5 separate regions of the Mus musculus genome follow, and all the other regions are linked to region 5. Evidence: chromatin loops called from intact Hi-C (ENCODE). Cell type or tissue: left cerebral cortex. All regions are shown on one strand. Links, peaks and the distances in the headings refer to the core of each region. The heading gives the core; the rest is flanking DNA. Region 1 overlaps Eml6 (echinoderm microtubule associated protein like 6). Region 2 overlaps Eml6 (echinoderm microtubule associated protein like 6). Region 3 overlaps Eml6 (echinoderm microtubule associated protein like 6). Region 4 overlaps Eml6 (echinoderm microtubule associated protein like 6). Region 5 overlaps Rtn4 (reticulon 4).

Region 1 (6,608 bases), core at 533-5,532, 62 kb before region 5:
TAGCTCCAAGGGAAATCCAAGATGTCTATGTAGATATGGCTCACCACATAGCAAAGTTAAGAAGGGGATCACCCAGCAAATGGAATGTGGTGCCAAACTGGGAGGAGGACCAGTGGATAGTTAAGAAGTGGTGAGGAACCCTTGGCTGAGCGGGTAGGAGGAAGGGATGTGGAAATCCAGACAAGGACAGAGTCAAAAGGGACTCTTACATCACACTCATCCATGCTGAGTTTGTTCTGGAGGCACTGGGTATCTGCAGGTTATTTTCATTGGGGCATTCCCAAAATCAACTGATGAAAGTCAGAGAGAGGCGACAAGAGTCTGACCCAGGAAGAGGTTCCTGCAGAGACACTGCTATTTTTATTTAATTAGTTATATTTAATAAATATGTAGTTATTTAATAAATCATACTTCATTTTAAGTATTTTTTGAGATAGTCTCAGACTGGGCCAGGCAGATGTTTAGCTGTGCTGCACTAGAATTTGAACTTTGTTTGAGCTTTATAACCTGTGGGAGTTTTTGCAGTACAGTCAGTAGAAAGAAAAACATGTAACTTACTGTAAAAGGTGCCAGTCCCAACAAGAGCAAGGGAAATCACATAAGTCCCCCAGGCTTCAGGTCAGACAGAGTCAAGGGCATGAGATGGGATCCGTGGTCAGCAACTTGAGTCACCTTACCTTCGTGAGGCCAAGAATCGAGTGGGAAGAGCTGCCTCTCACCACCCTCTTCTTTTGTATTCTCTGCTCTATTGTCTTAAAGACTCAAGAAGGCAGTGATGTTCCTATTCCTTCTCTCTCTGTGTAAGATGGAGTAAGATGACTGTTCTGAGTTCACCGCACACACCACCATATACTGTGTGTTATGTGGAATATTGATTCCCTTTCCTAGTCATTGCTAGGGGAATGAAACCCTTCAGCCATTTTATGTTGGAAGTGAAAGAGCAACAGAAAAGTGGGATGTATGAAATTTTTATTTGGAAGATTTTAAAGTAATTTCAAATGCAAAATATATAAACATGTTATCATTATTAAATATACCAGCTCATGCACAGAGAATATTCTCATTGTTGTATGGCTATTATCATTACTCACCTCCAAAACTCACTTCCTCTTGTGAGACTAGAATTCTCAACCCAGCACACAGTAGCTCTCCTGTCAGTCCCTAGAAATAGCTACTTTCTCTATGTACCTCATCTTAGTGAAAACACACAACACTGTCTTCTCATTACTACCTCACTTCCCTCCACATGGTGTCCTCAGGAATCATCCATGCAATGTCCTATGTCAGAATTCCCTTAAGGCAGATGATAGCAGGCTATATGTCTGTCTCACATTTTGCTTGCATGTTTATCTATTGATACACACCTAGGTTGCCTCCACACTTTAGCCATTATGACAATGCTATGAATCTTGGTGCACAAGTATCTTTCCAAGACCCTGTTTTCATTTCAGCCTTGGGTATATGCCCAGGAATGGAGAAGGTGGATCTCATGGTCGGTAGGACTGTTGGCAGTGTTGTTGCTATGGGAGAGGGGGAGCACTGAGAGAGGGTCTTATAAAATACCTCAAAATGGAGACATCACTTGAAAAGGGAGGAAGAGAGGTGCAATACCTTGCCCTTTCTTCTACCCAAGGCTAGCCTCCAGGACTGGGGAGGCACTCGGAGCACAAGGAGGGAGAGGCCAGGGTTTCTGAAGAAGCACTGACCTCCCTCTCTGGTCCTTCCGTCAGTGAAGGTGTCAGACCAGTGGTCCATATAGCTTGAGAGCAGAGTAGAATACATGTGATCTCTAAAAACTACTCTGTCTTGAGAATAGGAGCAGACCCCGTGGTCCCTATGGTTTCAGAGCAAGTAGAATATGTGTTATCTCTAAAGTCTGTGCCATCTGGAGAATAGGAGCAGGTGCACCCATACCACTTGCCTACTTTAACTACAGTCCCGTCAGCTGTGAACTCTATGTCATGCCAGGTCCCAAGGTGCTACATCTCAGGAAAATGCCATGCTCCCCAAGACCAGCCTAGCTTTTGGTAGCAGAGACCCAGAGAACATGGACAGGGTAAAGAGCAAGATTTAGATGCAGGAGTTTGTTTATTCATCTCATCTCATCAGAATAGTGAAAGCATTTGCCAGAGCCAGCTGGCTTGGCAGGAGTAGGGATGGTGTAGGTGCAGGCGCAGCCTCAGCTTCAGCAGTCCTCGTGTCCATGGCAACCACAGCTCATTTGCTTTTGCAGGAACATCAGTGCCCCAAATGAAAGCTCATGCATGGAACACTGGAGAAAAGAATACATGGGACGAGATAAAACACAGGGTTTATTCTAGATAGCAAAAGTTCATTTCTGAAAACTGTAGGACTATATGATCTTAGGCAATCAACAGTTGGAGCCCTTACAAGACACTTCATTTCTCTTTTCACAGCAAATGGCCTGGCATTGTTTTGGTTCATATAGTACATTGGTTTGATTCATGTAGTACAAGTCTGGAATTATTCTGAGTTGTACAACCATAGTATGATGTGGCAACCAGGCTAATGCATGTGGCTTTTGCTCTGGGTGACTGGCTCTCTCTCCTTAGCAGTGAGGACATTGTTTGGTTGTTTGATTGTTTGGTTGTTGGTCAGTTTGGTTTGTTTGCTTGCTTGCTTGTTTTGTTTGTCTGCCCTGTTTTCTATGTAAGCAGACTTTTCTAGTGATAAAAATATGGATTCTGAAATAATTCACCTTCTATTATTTGGGGCAGTAATATATGGATGAAAAGTGCAGACTTTTTCATCTTTGCATCTGCTCCTTGTCCTCAGATTTCAGTGGGTGTGGGTGTGGGTATGGATGTGTTTGGGTGTTTGTATGTGTATGTATGTTTCTGTGTATGTGTATGTTTATATATGTATGTTATGTTTGTATTTGTGTGTATGTTTCTGTGTATGTGTGAATATTTGTGTATGTTTGTGTATATTTGTGTGTATGTGTGTATGTGTGTATGTTTGTGTATATGTGTTTGTGTGTATGTTTATGTGTAGGTGTATTTGTGTGTGGGTATGTTTGTGTGCGTGTGTTTGTATGTGTGTGTGTATGTGTATGTTTCTGTGCATGTGTGGATGTTTGTGTGTATGTATGTTTGTGTGTAGGTGTATTTGTGTGTATGTATACATGCACTCGTGGGCAGAAATAGGAAGAGAAAGCAAAGAAAAAAACTGCACAGCAGGCAGAGGGAATGAAAGAGTGGTGACCTAAATGTTTCTTCTTGTAATAATTTTAAAAAGGGAGAAAACACATACCCATAATTATGGTTTTCTTTTTTAAAAAATTGTTTTTAAGTCATATTATACCTTGCAAGGGAGGAGGGGGAGGGGGGAAGAGGAGGGGGGAGGGAGAGGGGGGAGGAGAAGAGAAGAATTCATTTGCATGCTGTCCAGTCTCAGTTGCCCCCAAATGTTACTCTCAGTTCTAAAATCCACATCTCATCTCAGCTGGGCACCCACAGATTCAGCAGCCCTGATGGCAACTTCCTGAGAGAAACAGATTTTTGATTGCCTAGCCTAGTGTGGGCGTGGCTCCTCCTGGGCCAGCATCAGCTCCGAGGTAAACTGGCCTTCAGCAGAGGTGCTTCTTGTGGAGGGGTGGCCAGCTGATCGCCTACAGATGTCTGGCACTGCTCGGGCTTGCCTCTCTCGAATCTCTAACTCCCTTGCAGTCAGTTCCTCACCTAGCTAGCTCAGTATTAGGAGGTTAGTTATAAATTATGGTCCTTTTAAAGCTATAGATAGTAAAATGAGCTGTTGAGATGCCGTGAGAACTGAGTTTTCTGTCTGTACCTTCTATCTCAAAAGTCATTCAGAAAAATGGCTTGTCTGAATTTTGTTTCCCACATATTTTATAGCCATTTTTGAAAGTCCTAATAATATAATTTCTTTGCAGATTTGTTTAGTTCATTAGAAAAGTAATGGTTGCTCGATTCCTTCTAATGCTAAGCAGGGAAAGCGCCTTTAACTGCCCTCATTTCTTGCTTTGTTTTTCTCCATTCTCCTGTTTATCACATATTATGCAAATCTTGTCTATTTCACATGTTCCTCTTTCAGATCCTTCAAGCCTCAGAGGCTGAGTGCGGCCCCACCCCCAGTCATGTGATAATTTACCAAATGCGAAACTATTAGGATCAGCAGTGAAGGGACTGGAGAACTTCATTTCTTAGTTTATCACTTGAAAACACTCACTTAGACCTTCCTCAGGTCAGACCATGTAACAAGTGTAACAGATAACATGTAAACCGCATGCATGCAAACCACAGAGGAATCTTTAGGTATTGATTTTTCCAAGAGCACCTCAAAGTTCCTAGATACACAGTTGTAGGGGAAAGGGGAAATAGCATTTTATGTAAATTATTTGCGGAGCAAATACATGATGTCTGGGCTGAGGCAGTCAATAGAGGGTCTCGAGTCAAGGGACTTCCTAGTTGTGGAAGCTGGACCATGGACACATTGTGGTTCTCTAAACTATTCTCATGTCCAAGCCTGATTGAAATTTTTCCATAATTAAACCATTACAGAAAAATAGTAGACACCATTCTCTAACATAGGACATTTTCCAGTCATGAAGGATGCTGCCCTCAGAGGAGAATTTGGAAGCTGAATCTTTTTCAACATCAGTGATGAGGTCATACTTGTATATCAGAACGGCTGAAAGGCCAGTCACTCAGTTGTTTGAGGATAGCCTTTTTCTCCTTTTGAAGTTTGCAGATAAGACAAAGTTGGAAGGGTCAGTATTTGTAGTTTGCTTTGTGTGTCCCTAACTTGAAAGGCAGATTTAGAACTTAGAACTAAGCAAATGCAGTGCCCACATGGATCTCACTTCTGATGCCAGACTCATGACAGGCTATTTGCCTTTACCTCTTAGTAGACAGCAGTGGGGTAAATGAATGGAAATTTTATTTTGTAAAATTAGACCTTGAGGCTGGAGAGATGGCTCAGCAGTTAAGAGAACTGGCTGCTCCTCCAGAGGACCAGGGTTCAATGTGGCAGCTCACAAATGTCTATAACTCTAGTTCCAGAGGTTCTGACACACTTGAACACGCATATATTCATGCAAAACATCAATGCACGTAAAAATAAAAAAATCTTTTTAAAAATGGAGTTCATGTTAGTGCTGCTGAGAAAACAGCAAACTAGATTCTTGTTCCTTGACAGACACTCAAGGTCAAATTTTATGAGGTCCATATTTTTTAAATTAAGAGTTTTGGGGATTATTCCATGTTGTGTGTTGATAGTTATGTGCTTTTTGGAACAATGTAACATACTTTTGACTCAATTGATTAGACTAACTAGAATGAATAAAATTGTGGCAGTCATACTTTGTATTTTATAACAAAATGATAAATGCACAGTTTAATTTGTTCTTTTATTCCTACCATTTATTTTTACCGTAACAGGGAAATTACTGCAAGTTAATTCAGGTGCCAAAGAACAGCTTTTCTTTGAAGCTCCAAGAGGCAGAAAACACACAATAAGGCCATCAGAGGTAACTGCCTTACATAAAGATTTTAAAAGATATTTGTGGGGTGGAGAGTTTGCTCAGTGGTTAAGAGTACTGGCTGCTCTTCTAGAAGATCTGGGCTCAATTCTTAGCATCCACATGGCAGCTCACACATGGCAGTAACTCCAGTAACAGGGCTTCTGACACCCTCACACAGACAAACATGTAGACAAAGCACCAGTGAACATAGAATGAAAATAAATGACATATATTTATGGTAGGTTGAAAATATGGATTTTAATCAAACCTGTCAACTTATGAACGCAGGCCACATCTACTTTTACACCTTTAATTTCTTACATATGAACTAATGATCTGCTTTCCTAGCTGCTGAGGAAATGGGCTGCCTGTGTCATGGTGATGGTATTCTGCTGTTTGGTTTTCCTGAGGACACTGTATGCTAACTAACGGGGCAGCACATTTTCCCTTTCCCCTCATCATGCCATTTTGTGCAATGCTTTTTACAACTGTAAATTTTTTAGGTATTTTCCCAGTGTTCATTTGTAATAATAAGCAATACTTTCCATAATGATAATGAAAGATGCCTTCTGAAACAGAAGTCCAACTAGACCAATGTCAAACTATTTTCTTTTTCCCACGTCTTTCTTATGCCCTTTGCCCCATAAGTAATTTTTCAATAACTGAGATCAGGCCTATGAAATATGTAGAGTCTGAACCTGCTGCTAAGGCTGGTAGTCTTAGTTCAGTCCTCAGAAACATCACTATGCAAGGGGACAAGTGATTCCCACAGCTATTGTCTGACCTCCCTACATACACTGTAGCATGTGACTACCCCCACTCACAGGCATATATATACACACACCAAATGTAAGAAAATATTTTTTTATCTACTAGCTCAATAATTCCTACCCGAAAGCAATTTTCCCTCCAGGAAAATTTGTCATTGTCCATGGAGGAGGACAATATTGGCATCCAAGGGGTGAAGGTCAGGCGTGCTGTTAAACATGGCTACCTGCAGTGTGCTGAAAATAACTGACCTAGTTCATAGACTATATAGTGATTAAAAATCTATTTAAAATCTCGCAAACCTTTATTGTTCTCAGAGTTCCATAATTCCAAAGTA
Region 2 (6,608 bases), core at 628-5,627, 48 kb before region 5:
AGGTGAGCCCCAATCAGCCATGTGTTGTCCATTATGATGGTACTTTTTTTTTTTCTGGTATCCTCCTGAACACTTGAAAACCATCTCATACCCCCAATCTCTTTCTGTTGTTTGAGGCTATGACAGTGATGTCGCTAGAGAGAAAGCCATTGACTATACCACCAAGATCTATGCTGTGAGCATCAGGGAAATGGAAGGCACCAAACCACACCAGCAGCTAAAAGAGGTGTCCATGGAAGAAAGGTATGGTATTTGCAAGGTCTGTTTGCATTTGTTGTACCTGACAGCAAACCGATTTGAACTAGAGTTCATTTTATTCCCCCCTTTAATTTATGCCAAAGTGGGACCTTTATTATCTGCCTAGAGTCTTAAAACAGACTTAAGTTGAAGGAAATTGGCCAATACAGATTAGTTATTGTGTATAATTTGATAGATAGGAAATTTGGTTGGACTAGGCTTCCCTCACTAGGGGAGGAAGCAAGGGAGCCTCAAAGGATGTTCCAAATGCACAATTAACAAGATAGCGTATTGACCAGCAGGGCAGGAGCAGGGCAGACTTTGAAGTGGGTGGGATTTGTGAGACTCGCCTTCCGTTCTGACCTGTTTTCTTTGACACTATGTCACTGGATGTGCTTTCTCTTACTGTGTCCTCACTGCACGGGGGGGGGGGGGGGGGGGCTGTAATTGCTAGGCCTGACCTGCTTGATTTTGTCACCCTGAACACTGTTGAATAGACAGTGGGCTTCTAATGCTATTTTGTATCTGTTTGATTCACAGTTTCAAGTATTGATGAGAGAAATTACCAAATATTGTATAATTTTAAGATACAAAGTTAATAATTATATAATTGACTATGTTCCTAGTTGTGAAGAGTAAATATTGAATAAAAACTAAAATCTGAAGAGAATCTCAGAGATCTCACCCAACTCTGGAGAGTCGTCTGTGGGTTCTTTTCCTTGCAGTAGGCTGAATGGTCATAATGACCTCTGCACCGCACTGTATGCTGAGAAACTCAAGAGTTTGCTGTTGACAAAGCCATCTGCCTAATAAAGCTATGTGGTAAACAAGATGCTCCCCACTTACTCTTAAGATGTGGCTTTAGATCTAACCTCTTGCCTCAGTTTACTGACAGCCTTAAGGTTAGATGCTCAATGGTAGGTGTGTTGTTGGCACGATGCATGAGGCAGAAAAGCCCTAATTCTCCTCTTCCATCTATATTACATGTTACAGTGCTAACAGAACATCTTCTTTTGCTGAAAAGATAAATTTTTGGCAATGATTTTTAAAATATAGTTTCCTTTTCTGAAAGTGACTACAAGGAGAAAATAATGTTTAAAGGACTTAATCCTAACAACTGAACAAATAAGCACACACACATAAATGCAGGAATAGGGAAATAGTCCTGCCACTTAACTGATCTATCTGAGAAAGATATTTGGTCTGGGTTAAATCTTTTTAAAAATAAAGTATTCAGCCTCTCCAATTTCGCATCCCATTGTCAGTAGAATCGGCTTACCCATCATTCCAAGAGTATTCAAGCAGGTTCTATAAAACTCAGCGATGTATCACACCACTCACTAAGAGCCAGCCATGGAACCACCATGCTAATTCCCTGGTCCCACATCTGCTTCAGGTGTAACCCATGGCCACACAACCACTCATCATCTCATGACCTCTTTGCACAGCTGTATAAAAAATCATGAGGCCTAATTTAGTATGAGATGGGAGATGAGGAGGCCAACAGCTTTCCATTTTAAGATTAAGGTTTTGAACACACCTTTTTTATTTTATTGTTCCATATTGAGGAGTTTCTATATGTTAGGGTACATTAAATTGAATCTTTATTTTTTAAAACCAAGAAAAAAAAAACTTCATAGAATTATGAGCAAGTACTTATCTACTGGTACTTTAAAAAATAATTCATCCTTAAATACAGTGAAGAAAACATGTGAAAAACAAAACCATTTTAAGTATAGGGTCCAGAGAAAAGAATCAAGCCTTTTCTGTAGACAGCAATTTCCTTGATAACTTAAAAACAAAACAAACAAACAAAACAAAACAAAAAAACACTTGACAGCCTCAGTTTTAAAAGGGGTTTTAACCAGAGACAGTAGCCGCTGCATGCCATGCTGGGAGCTGAGCAGGCCCAGCAACCAGCTAACCTATAGGGATTAGAATCAGAATCTGAACCAAGCAGTGTCCCCCCATCCTGGTCAGTAATTTTAGGGGGCTTGACCTCAGAGATAAGACTAGGCAGCTTGTGACCACAGAAGACAGGAAGTAACGGGCAGGTGGTGCCTTCAGGAAATTAGTGAGAAGCCACAATGAGAGAGAATGTGGAGGAGCAGGGGCTGAGGCCCTGGAGCCAGGAGTGACAATACATCATGTGTTGCAACTTGGTTTTCAGATGAAAGAGAAAAGCAGGCTTCATGAGTTCTAGCCTCCTGGGAAAGGGGGGGAAAGAAGGAGGTGGCTCCTCCAATATCAGTAGCATGGCATTAAGTAGTGGCAGTTTCTCTCTGGGAGTTTTAAGGCCAGAACCTTCCTTTGGCTCCTTCAAGCCCTGCTGATCTCTCCTTGTCCCTGTGGTGTGTACCTAGAGAAGGACATACACCAGTGAAAGTGAGAGAGACCCGCACCAGAACACAGAGAGAGGTGTGTTCTTGGAGCAGCTGCTCCATGCAAGGACCTTTACTTGCATGGAGCAGCTGCTCCAGGCATCTGAGTCTAACTGAATCCCTTCCCACCCTGCCCTCTGAGAAGAGTGCAGCAGCTGTCATACTGAGGATTAACATGCCGGCTGGCAGCTGCACAGTTTGCATCAGTCATTTGGAAGCAACTGACTTTTTAAGTTTCTAAGACAGCCATGGATTGTTTCTAATTACATTTAGATATTTGACCTTAAATAGCTGTGAGACTACATGATGCCTTCTTGTGCATCTTCTAACATATTGTGACTTTTATGCTTCAAAAGTCATATGACTTTCAGTTCCAATATTTTGGGAAGTGAGAAAATTGAGGAAAAAATAATGATTGCTCTGAAGAGAATACTGGGCCACACTTAGCAAATGTGAAATATGCCAATCACATTTCAGTTTTGTCCCAGCTTACCATATGGCTCTTTCACTTGGATTCCTTCAGGCAGCCCCAACCTTGTATGAAGCCTCTGCCCAGTTACCTTCTCCTCCCACATTCCTCCCATTTGCTGAAGCCAGTCAGCAGCAGAAAGGCTAGAAGAACCTATGGATGCTGTCCATAACGGGCTACTGGGAGGAGAAGAGCACGAGCTGTGGGAAGGGTACACAATACTAAAAACATTCTCCCTTAACTGCTCTTGTTAACTGAAAATTGACAGCTTTTACATGGGTTCTGGAATTTAACTTGGGTCCTTATGCTTACTATGTCCTTAAGCCAGCCATTTTTTTTTTACTTGTTCATTTTACATCCCACTCACTGGCCCCCTCCCAGTCACCGCCTCCCACAATTCTTCCCCCATTCCCCATTCCCTTGTCCTCTGAGTGCATAGTGATCCTCCCCCACCACTTCCCAAATTCAAATGCCCCACCTGGCACTTAAAGTCTCTGCTAGGCTAGGTGCTTCCTCTCCCACTGAGGCCAAACAAGGCTAGAAGAACATATCCCACAGACAGGCAACAGCTTTTGGAATAGCCTACATTTCCATTGTCTTGGACCCACGTGAAAACCATCTGCACACCTGCTACATATGTGCACGGAAGCCTAGGTCAAACCTGTGTATGTTCTTTGGTTGGTGGTTCAGACTCTAAGAGTCCCAGGGCCAGGTTAGTAGACTCTGTTGGTCTTCCTGTGGAGTTCCTATTCCCTTTGGGGCCCTCAATCCTTCCTCCTATTCTTCCACAAGAATTCCCAAGCTCCATCCACTGTTTGGCTGTGGGTGTCTGTGCCTGTCTGAGTAAGCTACTGGGTGGAACTTCTTGAAGGACAACATACTCCTGTCTGCAAACATAACAGAATACCATTAATAGTGTTAGGGGTTGGTGCTTGTCCATGGGACGAGTCTCAAGTTGGGCCTGTTATTGGTTGGCCTCCCCTTGGTCTCTTTTCCCTCCCACCAGCCATTTATTTTTAAGTGCCTACTGTTTAGCACAGGTATTAAAACTAGAGAGATGGCTCAGTGACTAAGAGATGGATGCTCTTGTAGAGGACCCAGATTTGATTCCCAGGACCCAGATTTGATTCCCAGCACCCACATGGCAGCTCACATCTATCTGTAACTCCACTTCTAGGGGATGTGACATCCTCTTCTAGCCTCTGTGAGCACCAGGAACACATACAATGAACGTACATACAGGCAAAATGCCATATACATTTAAAAATAGTAACAGAAATGTTTAAAAATCTAAATTGTGTGGAAGATGATGATAATAGAGATTTTTATTTACTGTATTCAGTTGGACCCATCATTCAGACAGAAGCCTACTTTGAAGGTAAAAACAGAGCATGAGCACAGCCTTGGCTGTTTTATGAAAATTGGCACTCTTTTTTCTCTCTGCACGTGTATGGGAAGCCTACACTCTTTTCAAGACTCTTAATTAATAAGCACTGAGTCTGATAGCTGTTGATGATCTAACCAAGGATAAATAAAGGATCGAGGACTCTCACTCTCTGCTTCTGCACACTGTTTCTATATTCTAGTGCTATTAAGGTCCTTATCACCTGTGACTAAGGCAGGCTCAGCCCAACCTTCTTTGTGTTCTTCTCCCAGAAGCTGTATAACCTGTGGCCACAAATCAAAATCTTGCTTGACCTAAGGCACAGTTTCCTTTGCTCACAAAGGTCTTGGGCTGCTGCCAGCCTTTCTTGCTTTGTTCTAGCCTGAAAAAGGCATTTCTTCTTGTAAAAAAAATGGATGAAGTAGCAAAGTTTGCAATGCTTAAACCTTATACAATTATGGCATTTATTTTAATTGCTAAGATCTCCAATACATTTAATGTTTTTGCATTTCTTCATTTATTTGTGTGGAGGGCGGGTATACTTGTGCCACTGAGCAGGTTAGAGGATAACCTGTAATAACCAATTCTTGCCTCCTGTCATGTGGGTCTTGAAAGTTGAACTCAGATCTTTGGGCTTGGCAGTTTACCTGCTGAGTCTCTCACTGGCTCTGATCAGATAGAGTTGGTCTGGATACTCAACTGGTGTGTGTGTGTATGTGTATGTGAGAGGCGGGGTGAGGAGAGGAGAGAGAGAGAGAGTGAAGGGGTGTATCAATAACCACTTTATTTTCTAAGAAGTTTTTTTTAAAAAATTTAATTGTATATCATATTATAATACAATACTACATTATAATAGAAAAGCATTTTTATATTACTTTTCTCATTGTTGTGGCAAACCTGACAAGAATAGCTTCATTAGTATCCTCTAGAGGAACAGAACTGGAAGAATGAATATACATTTAAAGAGGAACTTATTGGATTGGCTTACACAATGTAGTCAGAGTAGTCCAACAATGAATGTCGCACACTGAAAAGACAGAGCCCAGCAGTGACTTGGTCTTTGAGGCTGGGTACTTAGGAGTTCCTATCTGTTGCTGAAGGCCTTGGACATTACTGAAGAATGACTGGACTTCACTCCCCATCAGAGGCTCAGAGAAGCAGGTTCTACTATCAGCAAAGGCGTCAGCAGTGGCCACAGCAGACTAGATGAACTCTCCAGTTAGAGCAAAGGCCAATAGAGTAAGGAAAACAAAATGTCCCTTCTTCAAGGTGCTTTTATCTACAGCACAGAAAGTCTTCCCAGACCAGTTAAAGCAATGAAGGCAAGTCTTGAAGTGGAAAGGCCCTTGCCTTCAGGCTACATCTCAGTGGGGCTGTCCTTTGTCCCCTTTGTTAAGGAATGTGTGACAATGGGTGTTTAATAGGGATTTTTGGGGACTAGGTAGCTCCTCTTCTCTGTCGGGTTTCTCACCCAGTCCCTTGCAATCCCTATAATGAGTTGATCTTAGCTGTCAGTTTCTTATCTTTCCATAATCCCAGCAGACCCTGTAGACAATTCAGGTTCTCCACAGTGTCCCTCTTTGGGACTTGCCATTTCTCCCTTACCCTTCTCCCTGTCCCTAGCAACAAGAGGGGGCTAACAACTTTCATATAAGAGACAGTCTCCTTGCTTACATAGGGTTTAGGTACCCACCCTAGACCTGGGGGTGTTCCAAATGAGCTGTTTCCCATTCCTCCTTTGTATGAGCTGAGGAAAAGCTGTCACTTTGCAAGCTGCCATCTACCACAAAGATAGCTCACCCTCCTTGAGTCTCATCAGCCAGCAGGAGCAAATAACTTGCTAGCGAATCAGCAGTGACAGGCTGATGACACATGAGAGGTGAAAGTGCTTACTAAGAGGAAAAAGGCAGAGGTTTGTAGTTCATTGGCTGCATGGTGTTGACAGCCATAGTGGGAGAGACATTAGAGAGGGACCCCCCTTTACAAGTCAGTTTCCATGAGGACTGACAGGGTATTGGTGTCGCTGTGCAGTGTCTGTTGAGGTCTTACTGCATGGAATGCTGGGGTGGGGCTCATATCTGGGTGGTAAGGTGGATATGCCATTCATTTCTGAGGAATAAATTTTACACTGTGAATT
Region 3 (6,608 bases), core at 1,086-6,085, 69 kb before region 5:
GAGCCTTTAAAGGGGCTTAATAACAGGTTTGAGAAGACGTTCCTGTGTCAGCCCTAAGGCTGCTTCATATAAGGGGCAAGAAAGGAGGGAAAAGGAAGGAACCCAGGAATGTAAAAAGCAAGATATTCTTAGGAATGATAAAAATCTCCTCTTTAGTAGAGGGGACTGCTAGAGACTGGATTAGGTTTTTCTGTCTAAGGTAATGGCTTTGTAGGTTGGAGTGTTAGTCCATAGTAGGTGACCTGAGGGGTGAGCAATTGAACCTTAGAAGGTAAGATATAGCATCAGCTGGATAGGAAACTTAGATGAGCACAGGTATTGGTTTGGCTAATTTGTAGAGAGGGACCACAGAGGACAATGTCATCAACATACTGAATAAGCTTAGATCTAGGAAAAGACAAAGAGTCAGAAGCCAGGACCTGACCAAACAGTTATGGGCTATCCCAAAAGTCCTGAAGTAGAATAGTCAAGGTGAGTTAGGTAGAGACATGGGTGTCAGGGTCAGTCCAGGTAAAGGCAAAGATGGTTTGTGACTGGGCTTCTAGGGGGATAGAAAAGAATACATCCTTGAGATCTAGGCCTGAGAAATAAGTCCCTGAGAGGATAGTGGAAAGAAGCATATAAGGGTTAGCCAAAACAGGATGGAGAGGAACCACTGCAAAATTAAGGAGCCTGAGATCTTGAACCAGGAGATAGGACCTGTTGGGTTTCTTAACTTCAAGTATAGTGGGTATTAAAAGGGGAAGAAGTGGGATAGGGAACTTTTTTTCTTAGGAGGTCAAGGAGAGGCTTATATCCCCTGAGGCTCTGGAGAGAGGGGGGATACTGAGCTTGCATGATGTACTAGGTAGAATCCTGTAATTGGATGACAACAGAGGAATGGTGTTTAGCAACAGAGGGGTTCTGGATGTCCCAGACTTGGGGGTCCACCTCGGGGGCTGGCAAAGAAAATGACATGTCAGAGCCAGTAGGTTGGGTAGCTAGAAGAAGGCGGAGAGGGACTGCTGGCAAGCTTGAGTTTAGGTGAATGGTGTGGGGACAAAAGAAATAGAGGCTCCCACTTTGGCTAGAAGATTCCTTCCTAATAAGGGGACAGGACACAATGGCACTGTAGCTGCCTGCAGCTACATGAACCAGGTTCCTGAAGGGGAGGCTGGGGCTGCATGGGAGGAAATGTCGAGAGAAATAACAAGACCGAGACAAGATACTGATCAAGGCTCAAAGTTTACTTAAGAGTCTGAGCTTATGAAGGGGGAAGGCCCATGCCCCACCACACCAGGTTCTTGATGCTTTGTGGCCAGGCTGTCAGCAGTTGGTCACCAGGCTGTTGCTTATTCAGGATCGGCTCAGGAAGACAGGTTCAGCCACTCAGCAGGTAGCAGCATCTTGGAGAAAAGCACAGAGGTGTCAGAACAATAGACCTATGTAGGTCGGAAGACTCCACCCTAGGTGGTCTCCTTCACAGAGGCAGAACAGGGCTGAGCCAACCTGCTCAAGGCTGAGGGAGGCTACATGGCACTACCAGAAAAGAATAGGTGAGAGGAACACCCCTAAAAATGCAACTAAAGGGTTTGGTAAGATTGGTAAGGCTACCCCCCTACCCTGAGAGGTAGATCCCCAAAACAACATCAGGACCAAGTAAGTGACCCCAGTATCCAAAAGGAGGAAGATGGTTGATCTGATAGCATAATGACTACACAGGGCTCCCTGTTAGTGATGGTAGTGATCTGGTCAAGGAAGCTTGGGCCCCTTCAGTTATCCATGACCAGGCCTAGGAGATTGGCTGAAGGGTGATTTGGGAGTGATGTCCCTCCCTGTGGGATGGTTAGAGAGGAAGTTAGAAGAGGACAGGAAGCTGAAGAGGCTAGGAAATAGGGTAAGCTGAAGAAGCCAAGGAAGAGGCTTGTTAGCTGGATCAAGGACGGTGGAAGTTTTGTCTAGTTGAGATTTCATAGCTAGAAGGAGCTGAATTGGGAAACAAGGAAGCACAGAGAGAAAGTTTGGAGTGAAGGTAAGAAGAAGCCTGGACATAGGAAACCTCCTTCCATCTTCCAGATCACTAGCAATAGTTGTAAAGACCCCTTATAATGATATGATCAAAAGTGACATTAGGCGGCCATTTAAAGTCATTATATAATGGGTATTGTGAACAAGTTTGATCGCAAAGGAGTATGAGTCTAGAAGCCTTTAAATCAGGCACCAGGATTAGAGGTTTAAGGTCCTCTAGGAGGCATCCCAGTAGGGAGCCTGGAGGTATGGACATAGACATGATTCATACACAGGCACACCAGCGTATGAACAAATGCTGAGTCTGTGCTGCAACATGATTTTCCAAGTCCGAATTTAGGTTTATTTCTTCTCAGCCAGACTAAATGCATCTTGTAGCTCAGTGGTAAAATGCTTGAGTAGCATGCATGAGGCTCTAAGTTCAGTCCTCAGTATTGGGACAGGAGAAACCCAACCCACTGCATTTGAAGGACTACAAGTGTATAAACGAGAGTATTGCTGTCTAGTTCCATGACAAGGGTGGATGGCACCTACACTTTATAGTGTGTACTCATAAAAGGCAGTACTAGGTGTCAATGGGATTAAGTCGTTTTACCATAATGTGTTTACATAGTGTATTTATATAAAGCAGGATAAGGATCTAGGGAGATTTCTCATTTGGTGAAGTGTTTGTTGTGCAGCCATGAGGACCTGAATTTGGATCCCCAGTACCCACTTAAAAATCTAGGTGTAGTGGCATACATCTCTAACTCCAAAGCTGGGGGCTGGAGATAGGCAGAGACAAGTATTTCCCTGGAGTTCATTGGTCAGCCAGCCTTGCCAAAGGTAAAGAGCAATTAAAGAAGACAGCCAATGTTAACCTCGACCTTCACACATAAAGAATAGAAACACTGTAATCATCCTTATGTGCACACATACACAAAACAAGGGTGAGGGGTGGAAAGTTTACCATGTACCTGGATATTTGTTGCTAGGTGAGAAAACATCTGCTATCCATAAGCAGTGAGCACTATGCTTTACTTTCTGGAAAAAAAATGATTTGTCTCAGAAACACCTAGCTTAAAGGTCATTCATAAGAAATGAAATAGTGTGGCCATTGTGGCTGAAGGGAGCTGTTTATTCATGTGTTCACCTGTCTGAGGCACTTTCAGCTTGAGGTGCTCTCAGCTGGGCAGAAAGCATGGGTTTACTTTGCCTTCTTTCCTCTTCCACAGGGACACATGGAAGGGGAAGTGTGGGGGCTGGCAGCACACCCGCTCCTGCCCATCTGCGCGACAGTAAGTGATGACAAAACACTTCGGATCTGGGAATTATCCTCCCAGCACCGCATGCTGGCTGTACGGAAACTTAAAAAAGGTACATAAGACATCTCCTCACAGGTAAAGGTGTCTGTTTACAGGCAACAGACTATGTTAGGTTCACTCACTCACTTACTCATTCAACCACTGTTTAATGAGAGCACCTGTTACAATCCCAAAAATATGAGCAAGGCAATTCAGGGTTCACTGTGCAGTGAAAATTAAGAGTGCATGGAGACTTTCCAGAACGCTAGTCTGATCTCAGAGTGCCCCAGCCCCATTCACTTTGCTTGAACTACACGTGCTTGCTTGCCCCTGTGTTCTCTTCTCATTGAGAGCTGAAGTGTGTCAGCTTGTAAAAACAAAACAACGGGAGAAAAACACTAATTATATCTATGACTAACAGTCTCCAGCATTTATGGAAAGTAGAAAGTCAGTTTGGTAGAAAAAAATATTTTTTGAAGTCATAAATGTGTGTTGGACATCTGCACACAATACAGGCATCTGCCAAGAGATAACAGTTCACCAAATGCTTCTTGAGTACCTCTGTATGTCAGGCCCTAAGAGCCCACAGAGAACAGTCTCGTCTTTAGAATCAGATACAGACAAGATTTGAAAGGACTCCCAGCAGCAGCTGGCCTGCTTACTCAGGTAATTTGAGAAGGGCCTAAAAATAGGATTCTTTATAAAGGAGTGGGTAGGGTTTAAAGAAATGACAAGGAATATGCACTGTGGTGCCACCAGTAACTGCAGGTGTCCTCGAAAGTTCTGAGCTTTAAAAGACAAAAGGACAGAGTGGTTGGTGGAGTGTCTGAGATGGTGGCATTTCAGGAGGTGCCTGGAGGATCAGACAGTTCAGCCTGCCAGTTCTCTACCTTCCAGTCTTACAAACTCCATCCTGGACCCACCCAGACGCCAAGAGGCAAGGGGGCCTCTGACACAAACCACTTGCCAGCTTCAGGCAGAGAGTAGATGAAGACCCCACATGAGCAAGAGGCCACAGAAGCTCAGCTCAGACTTGCCACCTCGCACTGCTTTCTTAGGGAAGCAACAAGAGAGCTGAGCCTTGAGGTCTAACAAAAATTCTTAAGACAGGAAGGGCTGAGCTTGGGCTCTGTCCTTTCAATATTTGTACTGGGTCATTCTGTATGCAGAGACATAAGGGCATATTCTAAAGGAACAATGCCAAATGAAATCATACTGACTGGTAGTATCAGTGTGAGCCAGAGACCACACTGGTACATCACCTTTATTCTGCAGAGACCTGGTGCATAAGGCTACCATTCATATCACTTACAGATCAGAAAATGGAGACAGGTTACTATAGTACTTTGTCCAGCATCATCTACTTAGTGAGTAGTGAAGCAGTGCACACTGCAGCACGGTGGCCTCATGCCTGCACACTGGTTGTCACTAACTCCCCACATAGCCTCACTTTACCCTGGACTCTTACAACTTGGCAGCGGGTGGGGCAAGGATTTCAACCAAATTCAGAGCCATGCTCTGAATAATTGAATCATTTGCCCACTAACTTGCATTGCAAAATGAAACTAGTGCCTTATGGTAGAAGCTAGTCAGTGGACTTTATTCTTTAGGTTAAATATTGGTTCAAAAGAGCAACTGTTGCTGCATCTTAGATAACAATTCCTCTAGTTTCCCTTGCTATCCTGGTATAAATATCTCTCCTTTTGCTCTAAACTGTGGCCTAAATTGTATGGTAAATTATGGTTCACCTACCCTGATGACTGTCCCCAGGGCTAGCTGGTCTTTTCACTGTCTCACTACAGTGACTTGACAGACTCACAGAAGGTAAGCATTAACTGGACAAATGAGTAGAGAGATTGCTTACATAAGCCAGTTCCAAGTTACTAGCTTTACATAGCTTCACCATCTATCAGCACAGGTGTGGCTCCCTATGGAAGCCAGATTGAGCTGTTCCAGCACAAAGCAGCATGGCTTGGACTGTGTCATCTCAAATCTTCTACCTCTTGACTGCATTATGATCCATGAAGCAGAAAAACTAAAATTAAGAGGGCTTCTAAATTTTAAAAAAAAAAAAAATGTGTTTCCAGTCATGATGTCCAAAAAAAAAAAAAAAATGGTTTCTAGAAGTTTTATTGGAGAACTCATGTTCTTAAATGTGTCCTCTTTTCTCAGAGAGCTATGCTATCTACCTAACCCTCTCCTGCACCGGCTCACCTACCTACCTTAAAAAGCCCAGATACTCCAAGATAAAGAAATAAGTGGAAAAACATTATGGAAAATGAAAATGTATTTTAAGATTTATTTTTTAATTGTGTGTATCTGTGTTGTGGAATGTACATGTGCGTGCAGGTGCCCAAATAAGGGCATGTCAGAGTACTTGAAGCTGTAGTTACAGGGAGTGGAGAGCCGATTACTGACATGGGTGCTGGGAACCATACTGAGGTCCTGTAAGAGCAGCAAGTGCTGTCAACCTCTGAGCTGTTTCTCCAGCCCTAAAATATGATTTTGATACTCTGGAGGGAAGAAGACATTTAAATTATGCTATTTTTCAAAGATTTAAAAATATACATTTATTATGTTGTATGTACACACATACACATGATATCTACAGACAACTTTTGGAAGTTGGTCCTCTCCTTCTACCATGGATTCTCAGGTTCAAACTCAGGTTGTCAGGCTTACATAAGAAGTGCTCTTCCCCACAGGACCATCTCACTATTCCCCAAATGATGACATTTTAACTCCCACCTGGGTGGCGGTGCTAAAGGCCCAGTTACATGTAAGCATGTGAGTGCATACACATGCATATTTCTCCTGTGTCTCCATCTGCTTTACTCAACAGCCAAGTGCTCAATTATGATTCTCTTCGGTCCTTTTGTAGGAGGAAGATGTTGTGCTTTCTCCCCTGATGGGAAAGCCCTAGCAGTTGGATTGAATGATGGAAGTTTCTTGGTGGTGAATGCTGACACAGTGGAAGACATGCTCTCCTTCCATCACAGAAAAGAAATGATCTCTGATATAAAATTTTCAAAAGGTGAAGATGGCAGTAATACTTAAAAAAAAATAGCAATCTTTAAATCATTTTTTATATAAAAATGGACTATTCTAAAAGTTTCTTTGACCTTTCTCCCACCTCAAAATCTTATGTTCCTGGAGGTGAACTTGTGTTCTGTTACTGTGTCTCTACAGATACAGGAAAATACCTTGCTGTGGCATCTCATGATAACTTCGTGGATATCTACAACGTGCTTACAAGCAAGAGGGTTGGCATCTGTAAAGGAGCTTCTAGTTACATCACACACATTGACTGGGACTCTA
Region 4 (6,608 bases), core at 892-5,891, 150 kb before region 5:
TTGCTTACTTTTTTCCTTTCCTTGCATATGTTCATGTTCTAGTGAGTGAGTAGATACTCTCCTCAAGACTTACTTTCTCACTCTTGCCCCCAAACTATGGAGGCTCTTACTTCCAGAATTCACCACTGTTTCAAATAGTTGAATGAATGCATGCTCTCATCTCTGAAGTGGGTCTGCAGAGCAGTGCTTCTGCCCAAAGCTTTTCCATCACCATACTCTGAGAGGACCACCATCTTTCCTCTCCTGCAGGCACAAAATATTAGGATTGCCTCTGATTTTTCCTTCCATACATCCTTGCCCCTTAGAGTCATCTAATCTTGCTCTCCTGGGTGAGATGTAATTTCTTGCCCACTATGCCATTCCTGTTCATTTCAAGTACTGTAACTTGGCTTCCTATAGCTGCTCACTGGCCCCGCCTCTTGAGTATAATCTGAGTATGTTGTCACAAAAGCCTTGATTGTTGTTTCCGCACACCCTCATTTTTAGTTGCGGTTCTCAAAGCAGTGACCCAGGTTTCTCTGGTTTCTTATAGAATCCGTGTCTTTAGAAAAGTACTTCTGCTTACTCATCTACATTTGCATATGAAAGAGTAGCAGAATCTGACTGAACCTGTGCTCCAGGGTGTTGTGAGATTAAACACAGATGTAGAAGGCATTTGGAGACTGTGGGGCCTAGGTAGTGGCACCAGAGTTACACCAGCTCATACATTAGGAACTACATCAAGGAAAAATACTGGATTTCTGTATAACTATGGTGGTGTCCCTGCTGCCATCTACAAATCGTCCAAGCTTTAAGCTTGCCATCTTCCAAAAGATCTGTGCAAACAAAATGGAGAAGCCTGGGTGATTGTGTGCCTTTGTGACGTATCACTTGTATTTAGAAATATATGTCAGCAATTCTATAGTAAAAAAAGAAAAAAAAAGCAAACTATAATATTTTGGTTAAAAAGGAATTATTTTTATTGCCACTATGCTCTAACCAACTCCACCAACCAGCCTAGAAAGCATTTTGTAAAATATATGTACATACTTTAAAATGGCTAGGTGATATGTGTTATGCTAATATGAAGTTATTCCTAGCCATTTTTTCTTTATGTAGTACATTAATGTATACACACACACACACACACACACACACACACTACTCCATATCATATCACATCACATTTTCTATGTATGGTCTTATTAAGTAGTTCTGGATAGCCTGGAAGTTGCTATGTAGACCAGGCTAGCCTCCCGTGTGCAATGTTCCTCCTTCCGCTGCCTCCCAAGTGCTAAGATTACAGGCATGTGCTGTAGATGTGGCTTTCTCTTTATACTTATCTACATTTCTGAACTTTTCTGCAATCTATATTCATTTGATAAAAGACCAGTTCTATTCTGTGAACACTGGGGTCATTTAAATGCCATTAAACATTAACATTTTGAAATTTTGGAGCTTTTAAAGTTAAAAAATATCGTTGTGAGTTTTTCTTATGCTTCTAGAGTATGCAGGGGTTTTTGTGTTTCTCTAATGACACAGAGAAACAATTTATTTATGTTCAGTTCAGATAAAGTATATTCTGTAAAATTACTGAAAATACTAATAATGGAATGAATATAGAGTACTCTATTTCAGCATATATTTATTTTATTATTTCCTAGTTTTGGACACTATGTGGAAATGCCCTGACTGCAAAAAGAGGCATATTTGGCAAAACAGGAGATCTTCAGACTATCCTTTGCCTTGCATGTGCCAAAGAAGACATCACTTACTCTGGTGCTTTAAACGGTGACATCTATGTCTGGAAAGGGCTCACCTTAGTCCGCACTATTCAAGGAGCACATAGTGTGAGTATTGCTATATGGGGCTCTGAGATGATGTAATGAGGGATGATGTAATATGGATTGATGTAATGTGGATGATGTACTGAATGGGTTAAGGCCACACATCTCTCTGTTTCTGCCCTTTGCTTTACAGTTAGACTTCAAACAGTTGTATACACATACACATAAGCATACACATACACATATACATACACATACATACACATACATGAAATGATTCATGAAGATTTCTCACCTGGGGGGGGAATCCATACTAAATCCACCCTTCACCTTAACTTTAAACTAGCTGATTAGTGTTAATACCTTCAAATTCATTCACTGTTACCACTTTTAGTGCTGCAGATTGAACCCAGAGCCTCACACACTAGGCAAGACCTCTGTCATTAAGCTGCATCCCCAGACCTCATTACTCTTCCCATGAAGAAAACCTTAGACAACTCAGTGAAATAGTTTAGACACTTTAGAGTCTTCCCAGTCATCTACGGTGAAAGCCATTTGTCTTGGTTTCATTGCCAAATGACTCTTAAAATAATTAAGAGGTCAGAATTTGTCTTCATTCGTTAAATGATCTGCTGCCTCAGCAATAAGTTTCTCTCTGTCAGCATAATGTGACATAACAGCTTTTAAAAAATCAAGTAAAATAAGGGTCAAGGTATTTTAAATATGAAAAGGGAGTCATGCAATAGTACACAATGCTGACATGATGCTATTTGTAGTTTTTGGTTTGTCAAAAGTGACACCATCCTGAAAAGCTGAGATCTGCCTCAGATACCCCTATACTTGTAAATGGTATGGCACCATGCCCCTAGTCTGTGTCTCTACTTCGTTAATTTATGACTTAAGTGTGCCACCTTTGTAATGTCTTTGTTTCAGAAGACTCAGTTGTCATATAGAAATGTGATTCTGTATCTGCTTTTACTAAGGCACTCATAACTAACATTTTGGGTGGTAGCGGTAACAATGTTATCAAATTAGATGTGTTGGAATTGCTTTGCTTCCTGGTGGTGGCTGTAATTACTGCAATCCAGCTGAGATGAAGTATGTTGATCTGCTGTCAGATTTCAACAGAAAACAGCATTTGCTTTAATTAGTTTTGCTCTGTTATTTTTAATCATGGAGATTCAGCAACAATGACATTTGTGACTGTGGGATTGAATTCTACCTCTTATAATTGACAGGCTGGGATCTTCAGCCTGTATGCTTGTGAAGAAGGCTTTGCTACTGGTGGGCGAGATGGTTGCATACGATTATGGGACACTGATTTCAAACCAATAACCAAAATTGATCTCAGGGAGACGGAACAAGGATATAAAGGTAAAATGTGTGTTAGTACTTACCATGTGCTCTAAGAAGGTTATGTACAATGTCAAGTTGTGTGTTTCTGTTTAAGAGAAAGAAGTAAATATAAGGGCTAGAGAGACAGCTCAGCTATTAGGAGCATTCACAGAAGATCTGGATACAGTTCACACCACCCACAGGGCGCCTCATGAGTGCCTGTAATTCCAGTTCCAGGGACCTTGTGTCTCCTTCTTGCTTCTGTGTATATTAGGTATACACATAGTACACACACATGCATGAGACATATCACTTATAAAGTGAAAGTTTTTTAAAGAATTAATTATGTAAATTTTATATTCTACCTGACAGTATTTGCTTTGTTCTATGAAGACTTTAAGGGTTTACATAAAAATATTGAATACAAGCTCCAAAGTATGTTGAAAATGAGTAGATAGCTTTTCCCCTGCTTGGCATAAAGCTACAGTGATCCTGTAGCAAAGACAGATGATAACATTACAGTGAAAAAGCTGAACGGTTTCCCAGAATATGGGATTATTTTCAGTGATGAAATGAAGAATTTCTGGACAAGACAGTCAATAAATGTGACAGTGTGTAGCCTCTGAAAATAAACCTGTGTCCACTTGTAGCACTGAAGTGGCTAGGGTAGACATCAGAGAGCAGAGAGAAGAAAACATGTACCGTATGTCCTCAGGCTATCTTCCCTAAGCAGTGTTGTTTCCAATCAAATTTTATTTTTAAATTTAGCAACAGAGCAATGAGCTGGATGTTGTGATTCATCTTATACCACAAGCTACCTTCTTCCTTCTGCCATTCACATAGTGACTCATGTCACACCACAGGCTACATCCTTCCTTCTGCCATTCACTATAAAAAATGCCTCACAGCTCTTCTGGAGACTGCACTGATTCTATCTTAGGGAGTTGTGGATACCTAACACCGGGCTTCTTAGAAAGTTGTAGAATTTGGTTCCTACTTTACTCTGTCAATTAGGACAAAGTCAAGGTCCTTAAATTCTCTATAATATCATGTGGTTTTAAGCAGCTTTATTCAGAAGAATATATAAATATGTAGAAGCAAGTTAGTTTTCTAAGAGTCACATTTTAAAAAAAGCAAAATCTTTCAACCAAATAACTCCAGACACCCACCCTCTTGAGTGTTTGCAGAGTGAGGGTAAGCAAGGCTAGAAGGAGGGTGTGGAGGAGCAGAACAGACAGGAGGAGACAGAGGGGACAGCAGATCCTTACACACTGTCCCACACGCAGAGAGATCTTAACCTTCTGCTCTGCCTACTCCCTGCTTCAAACATGGAAGTAAAGCACATTTGAGAGGAACAGATTCAGGCAAAACAGTATCAGGATTGCCTTGGTCTCAATGTGAATGTAAAACTATAGGAGTGACTTTATCTTCAGATGGACTTTTGATATGCATGAATTCCCTCCCCCCCTTTTTGCTGTTGGGTGACAATGACTGTTGACCTCATTTGCATGGAAACTATGTTTTGTGGTTCTTTTCTGGGGTTTTGATTTTATTTTCCATTTTATTAAAAAGACTTTCTAAACATTCAGCAAGAACATTTTAAAGGTCATGTTCTAATTCTATAACACCATACTTGCTACTTTTGAAAGACCCCCGAAGAGGGGAGAACCTCACTCAAGTCTCAGGATGACGCGACCCCCCCAAGAAGGATGGTCTCACAAGAGACCGTCCTTGCTGCAATTGCACAAGGTTTATTGACAGGAACCAGCCCACTGGGGTCAACTCGTATCCCACGCAGGGGTAGAGGAGTTCGACCCTGAGTAGCTGGGAAAGGGGATATTTAAAGGAAAGAAACACAACCCAAGGGGGAAGGGAGGGTATTATTGGAAAATGCGGAAAATACGAGTGAAGAATCACAAGCGGGTACTAAAAATCACAAGGGGAAACTCCCTGCTTCTCAAGATTGTTCTCAAGACTTTAATCTAACTTTTGTGGTCGGCCAGGTCCTGGAACAAGGTCACTGAACTGGATAACCTACATTCTTGGTGCTAGGGGGTCTGAATTTTTCCTGGTCTTTCACTTTGTGTCTAAAGTTTGAAGATATTAATCAGGAGCAGTGAGATAGCTCAACCTTAAAAAGTACTTGATGCCAATCCTGATGACCTGAGTTCAATCCCTGAAACTCACATGATAGGAAGAAAAAACTGATTACTGTAAGTTGACATCTGACCCTCATATGCATTCTACATATGCATTTATGCATGTGCATGTATGTATATGCACACACACACACAAATAACTAACTAAATGTCTGTATCCACCAGCAGCCATGAAGAACTGGGTTCCTGAAAGGAAAGCTGGGGATATATGGGAAGGACAGACAGGAGAGGAATGCGACCAAGACAGTGTTTCTGATCAAGGCCTAATGTTTTAATTCTTCAGTCTGAGTATAAAGGGGGGAACCCATTCCCCACTTGGCTAGAATCTCATCACTTTGCCAGGATCTCTCTGGAAGACAAGCTCAGCTTCTCAGCAGGTAGTGACTTCTTGCAGGAAGCTGCAGAATTGGCAGGACAATAGACTTCACCTAGGTCTGAAGACTCCACCCTAGGTGGGCTAGCTGACTGTGGGAAAACAAGGTCTGATTTAGCCCACCCACACAAGGCTGGGGAAGGGCACAGTTTCTTCCTTTTTATTTATTAAAAATTAGCTGAACTGGGGCATAAGATTTACTTATGCTCCATGGTCCTGCCTGGGAATTATGGAGGCTGGCTGCAGTGCCTGGCTTGGGTTGTCTCTAACTCTCTCTTACCCATCCCAGAGGACACATGAAGCTTGCTTGTGTTTATTTACACAAACACAGCCTTTTAGTGTTTATTATGAACAAACACAGCCTCTTGGCACATGCCTCTGTCTTAGATTGATAAGAGTCATAGAACATCAGTGGCCTGTCTCTGACTGCCGGCCCTCATAGCACACCTTTTTCCCATTCAGACCAAAGCCACAATATGCATTCAATGCATTTCTTCATAGCGATGAATAACTGCCATGGTGAATGAATGAGTTTACCAAAGATGATTCTATGTGAAACAACCAAACTGCTTAAAATACAAAGTCAAAAGTTAAGAGCTAACAGGATTAAGGTTGTCTTTGGGGAATGTCCCAAGCACGCAATTCAGTTGTAAATTAGCAATGATCAGACACAAAGCCTGGCCTCCTGGTGTGGGGGAGGTAGCTTTGAGAATCGTCAGAAAAAAACTGTTATTTCCCAGGAAATAATGGAGGTTATGCTCCAAATTAACTCAGCTGACTGATAAAGATCTCAAGCCAGCTTCATAATTGTAATCACATTTACTAGAAGACTCAGGATCTGTGTCTGCTTGATAAACCAATCTTTCAGGCAGCCATCAGGCTCTGCCTTCTTTTTGTGAAAAAACACAGACAAAACCTCTCCCCCATATTAAAACAGGGTCAGGATCATTCCATGTATTAGTTAGGGGGTCCTGT
Region 5 (6,608 bases), core at 1,088-6,087:
CAGCCTGCTTTCTTATAGAACCCAGGGCCAGAAGCTCAGGGATAGCATCACCCAAATGATCTGGGCACTCTCCCATGAATCACTACGTGAGAAAATGCTCTGCAGACAATCTTATAGAAAGAAGTAATTCCTCAATTGAGGGTCTCTCCTCTCACATGACTCTAGCTTGTGTTAAGTTGACATATACTAGCCAGCATAGATACCTACATTTACACACCAATGACAGGGCAGCTAAGAGCAATACATTTATTTAACAAGTACTTCTCAGAGCCAAAAAAGTATAATTAGGTTTTTAAACAGTCACTTTTCATGTACTTGTGAATGAAGTGAGCATGCGCATACCACGGTACATGTGTGGCAATCAGGAGATACTTGTGGGAGTCAGTTCTTTTCTATACCATGTGGGTTCCAGGGATTGAATTCAGGAGGTCAGACTCGGTGCCACGTACCTTTACCCACTGAGCTATCTCACTGTCCCATCAAGTTTTTGAAAATACCTTTTAAAAGTAGTATGAATTTGATTAAAACTAGTATACGTATAATGGAAAAACTGGTCTGTAAAGAAAGATAAAGATGCCTATAATGACACTTGAAAACAGAGTATTAAAAGAATCAAGAGAACAAAGCCAGCCTGGGCTACAACAGTGAATTTGAAACCATTTTGGGCTACATATAAAACAAACAAAACAAACAAAAATATGTCTAACCATTAAGTCTGAAAAAAATCTACTAAATATTTTTACTTCTTTAATATTGGGATTATAGATAAGTCTTACCTGTTTCTTTATACATTTCTGTGCTACTTGAAACAGTCTCATGCTAGTGGCAACCACAATTTATAATCACAAAATACTGCCTTAATCCCCATTCAATGAGTGGTAGAGTAGGATTTCCTACTATAAGAACACCACGGACTGGGGAAGCAACTCAGTTGGTACAGGGACCTACCAACCCCCAAACACATAAAGGCCAGCACAATGGCCAACACTTGTAATCCTCATGTCAGGAAAGCAGAGAGAGGCAGATTCTAGGGCTCATTGGCCAAAAGGCCAACTCATATGCCAGCTCCAGGCCAATAAGAGATCCTGTCTCTGTACCACCACTCAAGGCTGCCTTAGAGCCTCCATATCCACATACCAGTATGTGCAGAGACATACACACTCATACACACAAAGAACAATGCTGCCTGATAATTTAATAAATGATCAGATGCAGTCAGATCTTGTCAATAATTGTAAGAACTCTGGAAGTCATACATGAAAGTTCACAGATACCACATGAAAACACATGACTACCTCAAAGCACACACTATGGATTAGTCAAGCTGAAGTAAGTCCTAGGAATGCAGAAGTTGAGATACTCTTGAGACCATTAGGGAAGTACAGGCAGGAGGTGAGACAGCTACACAGTGGTAAGTAAGTACACACAGGACAGAATCCATCGTCCAAAGCACTGTGACAAGCACTAATACATTTTCAATCCCATTTTGTAAAGAGTTTGTCAGTGAAGCTGCAAAGAAGAAAAACACAAATTTCTAGCAAAAACAGTTGTCTGTTTTCATACTTGTCAAAAGTATTTTAGTTTCATATGGACTCTTTATGTTGGTTTTACTTTTTTTTTAAATTAGGAAGATTAAATTCGCCCAAGAGCAGTGATTCTCCATGGGGGGAAAAAAGGATACAAAAATCCAAAGAAATATCTACATGCCTCTGATAACTCATCAGAGCCTTATATCATTAGTTAATTTAGAAGATTGTTCAATTCAGATACCCAAATCAGACAAAGACATCAGGATAAGTACAGATAAACATCCCGTATAAATACAGAACAGTGATTTCACCATAACACCATTAACAAGTCAAAATCCTGCAATGCAAACAGATTACAGCATAGCTTAGGAGGATCTGTTCTGAGAATGCAAAGGTAGTGCAACATATGAATAACAACCCACACATGCACCATAAAAACAAAATAGGAATAAGACACACTCGCCACAATAGTTGCATAAAAAACTGATTAGGTCCAACATCATCTCATGGTAAACAGTCAACAAAACAGCAAGAAAAAAAAAAAGAATTAGCCTCAAACTGATCAAAAATAAAATCTACAAAATCACAGTGAACATGCTGCAAGACTAGCATCTTCCCACTTAAACCTAGTAATAAGACAAGGGTAACCTCTCTTTGACACTTCACACCCATATATGTCCTAGAAGTTTTTGACCAGAATTTGGGCAATGAATTGATTGGACAAAAATAAATTAAGGTATTTGTTGCTAATATGATCTTATATTTAGAATTTCCTAAAGAAGCCACAAAACAGCAACTAGAATTCCTAAACAAGTCTAGTGACATTGTGGGTACAACATCATACAAAGCCAACTGCATCTGACTTAACACAGACTTTCAAAACAACAGTTAACATTCACAAACAAAAAAATTTAATTCCTAGGAACATACATAGCTGAAAACAAATGAAATAAACCGAAAACTTACAGTTAAAAGAAATTAATGGCTGAATCAAGCAGAAAGATATCACACAGTCTTGGATGACATATAACAGTCCTCTAATTAGTCCCAAGTACAAACCCCATCAAAACAAAAGCCCAGCTTGTGTCTCCAACTGAACTGACAAGACAGCTGAAAAAAAATATATCTGGAATAACCAAAGAAATCCTGGAAAACAATAATAAAGTTAAAGGGCTCACATTTCTCCTCTGCAAAATTTCCTGCAAAGCTTTCAGTAACAAGAGAATGGCAAGCTAGAAGTCAGTTGGAGCTACATAGCAAGCTTCTGTCTCAAAAAAAGAAAACAAAACATAAACCCGACCCTACAGTCATATACATGGTTACAAAGGAACATAAGTGAAATACAATCAACTTTTATATTTATAGTCAGGTGAATTTGACAAGGAAGCTAAGAACAACTGGATGTCCAACTGCAGGGGAATGCCACTGGACTCCTTAGATTCCTGTACTTTATATGACATGAAAGGTTAACTTATGGGGTAGAGAGATGGCTCAGCCATTAATGGTTCCCAAATCTCTTTAACTTCAGCTCCAGAGGATCTGACCACTCTAGCCACAGTAGCTATCTGCATTCATGACAAACACACTATTAAAGATGACAAAATATTGTTTTAACTCAAAATAGAATAAAAATCTAAAGATTGGAGTTTAAACTATAAAATGCTTTTAGACAGTTGGCAAAATGGCTGAGTGCACCTGCCACCAAGCTTGCTAAGACATTTTAGCTCCTAGCCCCACATGGTAGAAGGCAAGAATTAGTCCCTATAAGCTGTCTTTTGACCTCTATACACATTCCTACACATGTTTACATGAAGGGTAGCTGTTAAAAATAACAATTTAGTTAAAAGAATAAAGAAAGTGTAGATCTTCAAGGCTGTGTTTCTTAACATATGGTATTAGCATAAACACAAGAAAAGTAAATATACTGAGCCTCTTAAAATAAAATATTTTGTTTCAAAGGACATAATGAAGAAGGTGAAGACAATCTACAAAATGGGAGGAAATACAAAGTAAATATCTGATAAGGGGTGCTAGAGAGAAGGCTCTTTTAGAAACACACAGGTTTGATTTCTATCACCCCACTGTGATTCACAACAATGTGTAAATGAAGTTCAGGGGACTAGCTCCTCTACTGGCCACTATGGGCACCAGGCAGACGTGTGATACACACATACCCAGGCAGGCAGCACACTCACATGCAGGAAATTCTTATGAAAATATTGGATAAAGCATGTTTTTATAAGGAAGTTTCTAACTCATATAAAATGTTCATAGAACACCCCTTTTAAAGATCCAAGAAGAACTGAACAGTGATTTTTCCCTTACAACTATGGGAAACACATAGGGGTTTATGCCAATCTAGTTAAATAATTTAGAAAAATAGATTCATTTCCCTGCAGTTTATCTTTGTTTTCAAAATTAAAAAATATAGAAAACTTTTGATTATTTTGTATAGTGCACCTTACCTAACTAAAATTTAAATTTAAAGGAACCCAGTTTTTCTTTCACTGACTTGGTACAAAGAAAGAAGAGCTGCCTACATTTGGTAATCACAGGCTGTCATCTGCTATAGCTAAAAATAGTGCTAGATCAAATGTGTTACATGCACAAGTCATCCTGTTACATTTTCCTTAAATGAATTTCCTTAAATTTACATTCAACTTAGCCTGAAGTTAGCTTGAAGTCAGGTTTCAATTTTAAAGCCCTATTTTAAAAACAACTTTTTTAAAAAATAAGAATAGTAAGCTCCTACCACCACATTTGACTCATTAATAATTCAAACCACTGATTATTTAGTTCATATAGCTTTCAATACAAAACGGGCTGGCAAACTGATGCACATGACAACAAGTTGAATAACCAGAGTCTGATACCTGGGACCCACAGGACTCATAGATGTCATCCTCCGATCTTCACACACACACTGCAACATGGAGAGCCCACACACTTACACACATAAAAAAATTTTCATGTTGGGGGCATCAATATACAAAAACAGAATAGAAAATATCCCTAACTTCACATTTCCAATTTCTCTAAACCATGGTATAATTTTCCATTCATAGTAAAGTCCATACATGTAATACCATTCTAAATTAAAGCTAAGTATTTTCTCTCTATGTATCTATCTACTTACTTACTCCTAAACACTCCTTGCACAAAATTTGACAATTTTTAGTTATAAAAATTAGTTATAAAAGACTGCATACAATTAAACTAAATTAAACTCAACACCCTTAAGCCCAAATTCTAGCAACAGATGAGATTAAGTTAAAAAAAAAAAAAAGAAAAGAAAAGAAAAAAAGAAAAAGTAAAGAGAATTCTATTGACTGTTGAAATGTTCTTCCTACAGCAAGTACGGAATCCAGTCCTTAAGAGAAATTATATCACAGGCTCAGCAGAAGTTTCAGTAATACTACTAACCACATCTACCTTTTTCCACAGTTGATACTAAGACTACTGCTCTTTTTTTCTTAAGAGTGAGAACCAGGGGCTGGAGAGATGACTCAGCAGTTAAGGGCACTGACTGTTCTTCCAGAGGTCCCAGCAACCACATGGTGGCTCGCAACCATCTGTAATGGGATCTGATGCCCTCTTCTGGGGTGTTTGAAGACTGCTATAGTGTACTCATATACATAAAATAAAAAAAGTAAGTGGTAAATGGTACCACATACAAAAAGCTGCCATAGTAAGCTATGCATGAATAAATTATCACAACATGGGCCAATTTTCAGCCTTTTCCTCATCACTCCTTGGTTGTTCTCATACAAACTATAAAATCAAGGTCTCATACTCCAGCTTTGAAGGTCTATGCAAATAACCTAGCATATTTAGTTTTCTTGGTTTCCTTATGTATAAAACTAAATGGTTACAATAAATGTAAATGACAAGACTCATTATCTGCAGGTGAAATCTAAAATTCTTTTTAAGAAGTATTTACTTTTACATGTGTATTTTTGCCTGCATTTAGTTTGTGTACCATGTGTAACCCTGGCACCTATGGAGGGCAGAAGAGGATGTAGGAGACCCTGGAACTTGGAACTGGAGTTACAAATGGTTGTGAGTTGCCATGTGGGAATCAAACCTGGGTCCTGTACAAGAGAAGCCAGTGCTTATAACTGCTAAGCTATCTTTCAGAACTCCTACGAGTCTTAATTGTTTCATTGCTCCTTTAAGAAAAAAGGAGAATCCTAAATCCCCAATGGGGGTGGGGGGGATGTATCATTTTTAAAAAGAAATATATGTACAAAGTTCAAGGCAAGGAGTAAACCATTAAATATGTCTGTCATTTTATAGAAAAATTATGCATGCCAACTAGGAGGCCCAGGAGGAAAGGACCATTTTTACCTTTAAAGAATGTTACAGACATAAAGCCCATATGTAATGGAATAGAAGTCACAACTCAAAAGAAGAGTTTAAAGAAGGCCAGTATCATGTCTATCTGGGAAGAATGTGTCTTAAATACTGCATGGTCAAAATAAAAATTGGAAGAAAAGGTGTAAGAGGTAAAATCAGAGAAATAAAATAGCAGGCATGTTGATGGAGCAGGCCCTTCAGGGTCGTGTGGGGATGGGAGTAAGCTAGGACTGAGTCATGGGATGCCTTTATAATTAGCCAAGGATCATCAGTATAAGTTGAACTTGAAACACAAAGAAAAACTCTTGCAATGGCACAATTACAACTGTTCTTGAAGAAGATAATTTCAATTCAGCCATCACATGAAGTATAGATCAGTTAGCAGTCCTGATTAAAAAAAATACGAATATTCAGATAGGGGTAAATAAGGAAAGCATCAGAATAAATTTCCACCACTGGTCTCAATCCATATCCCTTGAAGATTTTTTTTTATTATATTTCTCTATAACCACTGAAAACATATATACATTCACTTCTGAAAAAAAAATGCAAACCTGTTTCTGTAATTTACTTAAAACTGATAAAAATTCCTAAAGTTAAAACCATCAGAATTAATTTTAGCCATGGCTCCCAGACAAACAATAACTCGTTGCTCAAAGCAATTTTTCTGAAAAGCAATGCTGCAAGCATGTATTAACCCCAATTTTCATTAACTGAACAATA

Evidence for each region. Hi-C counts contacts between places; a loop is a spot of excess contacts. Peaks named below come from ENCODE experiments on the same cell type or tissue, not always from the same donor. Only the 100,000 strongest peaks of a DNase experiment are listed, where the experiment ranks them.
Region 1: a loop joins it to region 5, with 2.2 times the contacts of the local background. A loop is called at or near these places in 6 of 42 quality-filtered maps.
Region 2: it touches region 5 in a loop (2.4-fold over the local background); 6 of 42 quality-filtered maps call a loop at or near these places.
Region 3: it touches region 5 in a loop (9-fold over the local background); 5 of 42 quality-filtered maps call a loop at or near these places.
Region 4: it touches region 5 in a loop (2.8-fold over the local background); 27 of 42 quality-filtered maps call a loop at or near these places.

The regions. Positions count from the first base shown.
Region 1 is chr11:29,784,568-29,791,175 of GRCm38, reverse strand. Eml6 (echinoderm microtubule associated protein like 6) reads left to right here. Exons shown (of 42, transcript NM_146016.2): 25 at 5,421-5,509. Among named protein-coding and RNA genes, the nearest start is that of Gm39671, 21 kb to the left of the region's middle. In left cerebral cortex, for the core only: no CTCF peak of the experiment used is centred there; DNase peaks (open chromatin) are centred at 2,168 and 3,557; H3K27ac peaks cover 3,216 bases.
Region 2 is chr11:29,770,638-29,777,245 of GRCm38, reverse strand. It overlaps Eml6 (echinoderm microtubule associated protein like 6), which reads left to right. Exons shown (of 42, transcript NM_146016.2): 27 at 1-2; 28 at 117-243. Among named protein-coding and RNA genes, the nearest start is that of Gm39671, 35 kb to the left of the region's middle. In left cerebral cortex, for the core only: no CTCF peak of the experiment used is centred there; a DNase peak (open chromatin) is centred at 2,778; H3K27ac peaks cover 503 bases.
Region 3 is chr11:29,791,976-29,798,583 of GRCm38, reverse strand. It overlaps Eml6 (echinoderm microtubule associated protein like 6), which reads left to right. Exons shown (of 42, transcript NM_146016.2): 22 at 3,222-3,363; 23 at 6,172-6,324; 24 at 6,480-6,608. Among named protein-coding and RNA genes, the nearest start is that of Gm39671, 14 kb to the left of the region's middle. In left cerebral cortex, for the core only: no CTCF peak of the experiment used is centred there; DNase peaks (open chromatin) are centred at 2,314, 3,269 and 3,788; H3K27ac peaks cover 2,988 bases.
Region 4 is chr11:29,877,179-29,883,786 of GRCm38, reverse strand. It overlaps Eml6 (echinoderm microtubule associated protein like 6), which reads left to right. Exons shown (of 42, transcript NM_146016.2): 6 at 1,644-1,829; 7 at 3,005-3,140. Among named protein-coding and RNA genes, the nearest start is that of Gm22588, 31 kb to the right of the region's middle. In left cerebral cortex, for the core only: a CTCF peak has its summit at 2,822; DNase peaks (open chromatin) are centred at 3,287 and 3,904; H3K27ac peaks cover 872 bases.
Region 5 is chr11:29,722,855-29,729,462 of GRCm38, reverse strand. The region is part of intron 3 of Rtn4 (reticulon 4); the gene reads right to left. Among named protein-coding and RNA genes, the nearest start is that of Rtn4, 33 kb to the right of the region's middle. In left cerebral cortex, for the core only: CTCF peaks have their summits at 3,671 and 5,132 (motif pointing left); a DNase peak (open chromatin) is centred at 4,101; H3K27ac peaks cover 1,129 bases.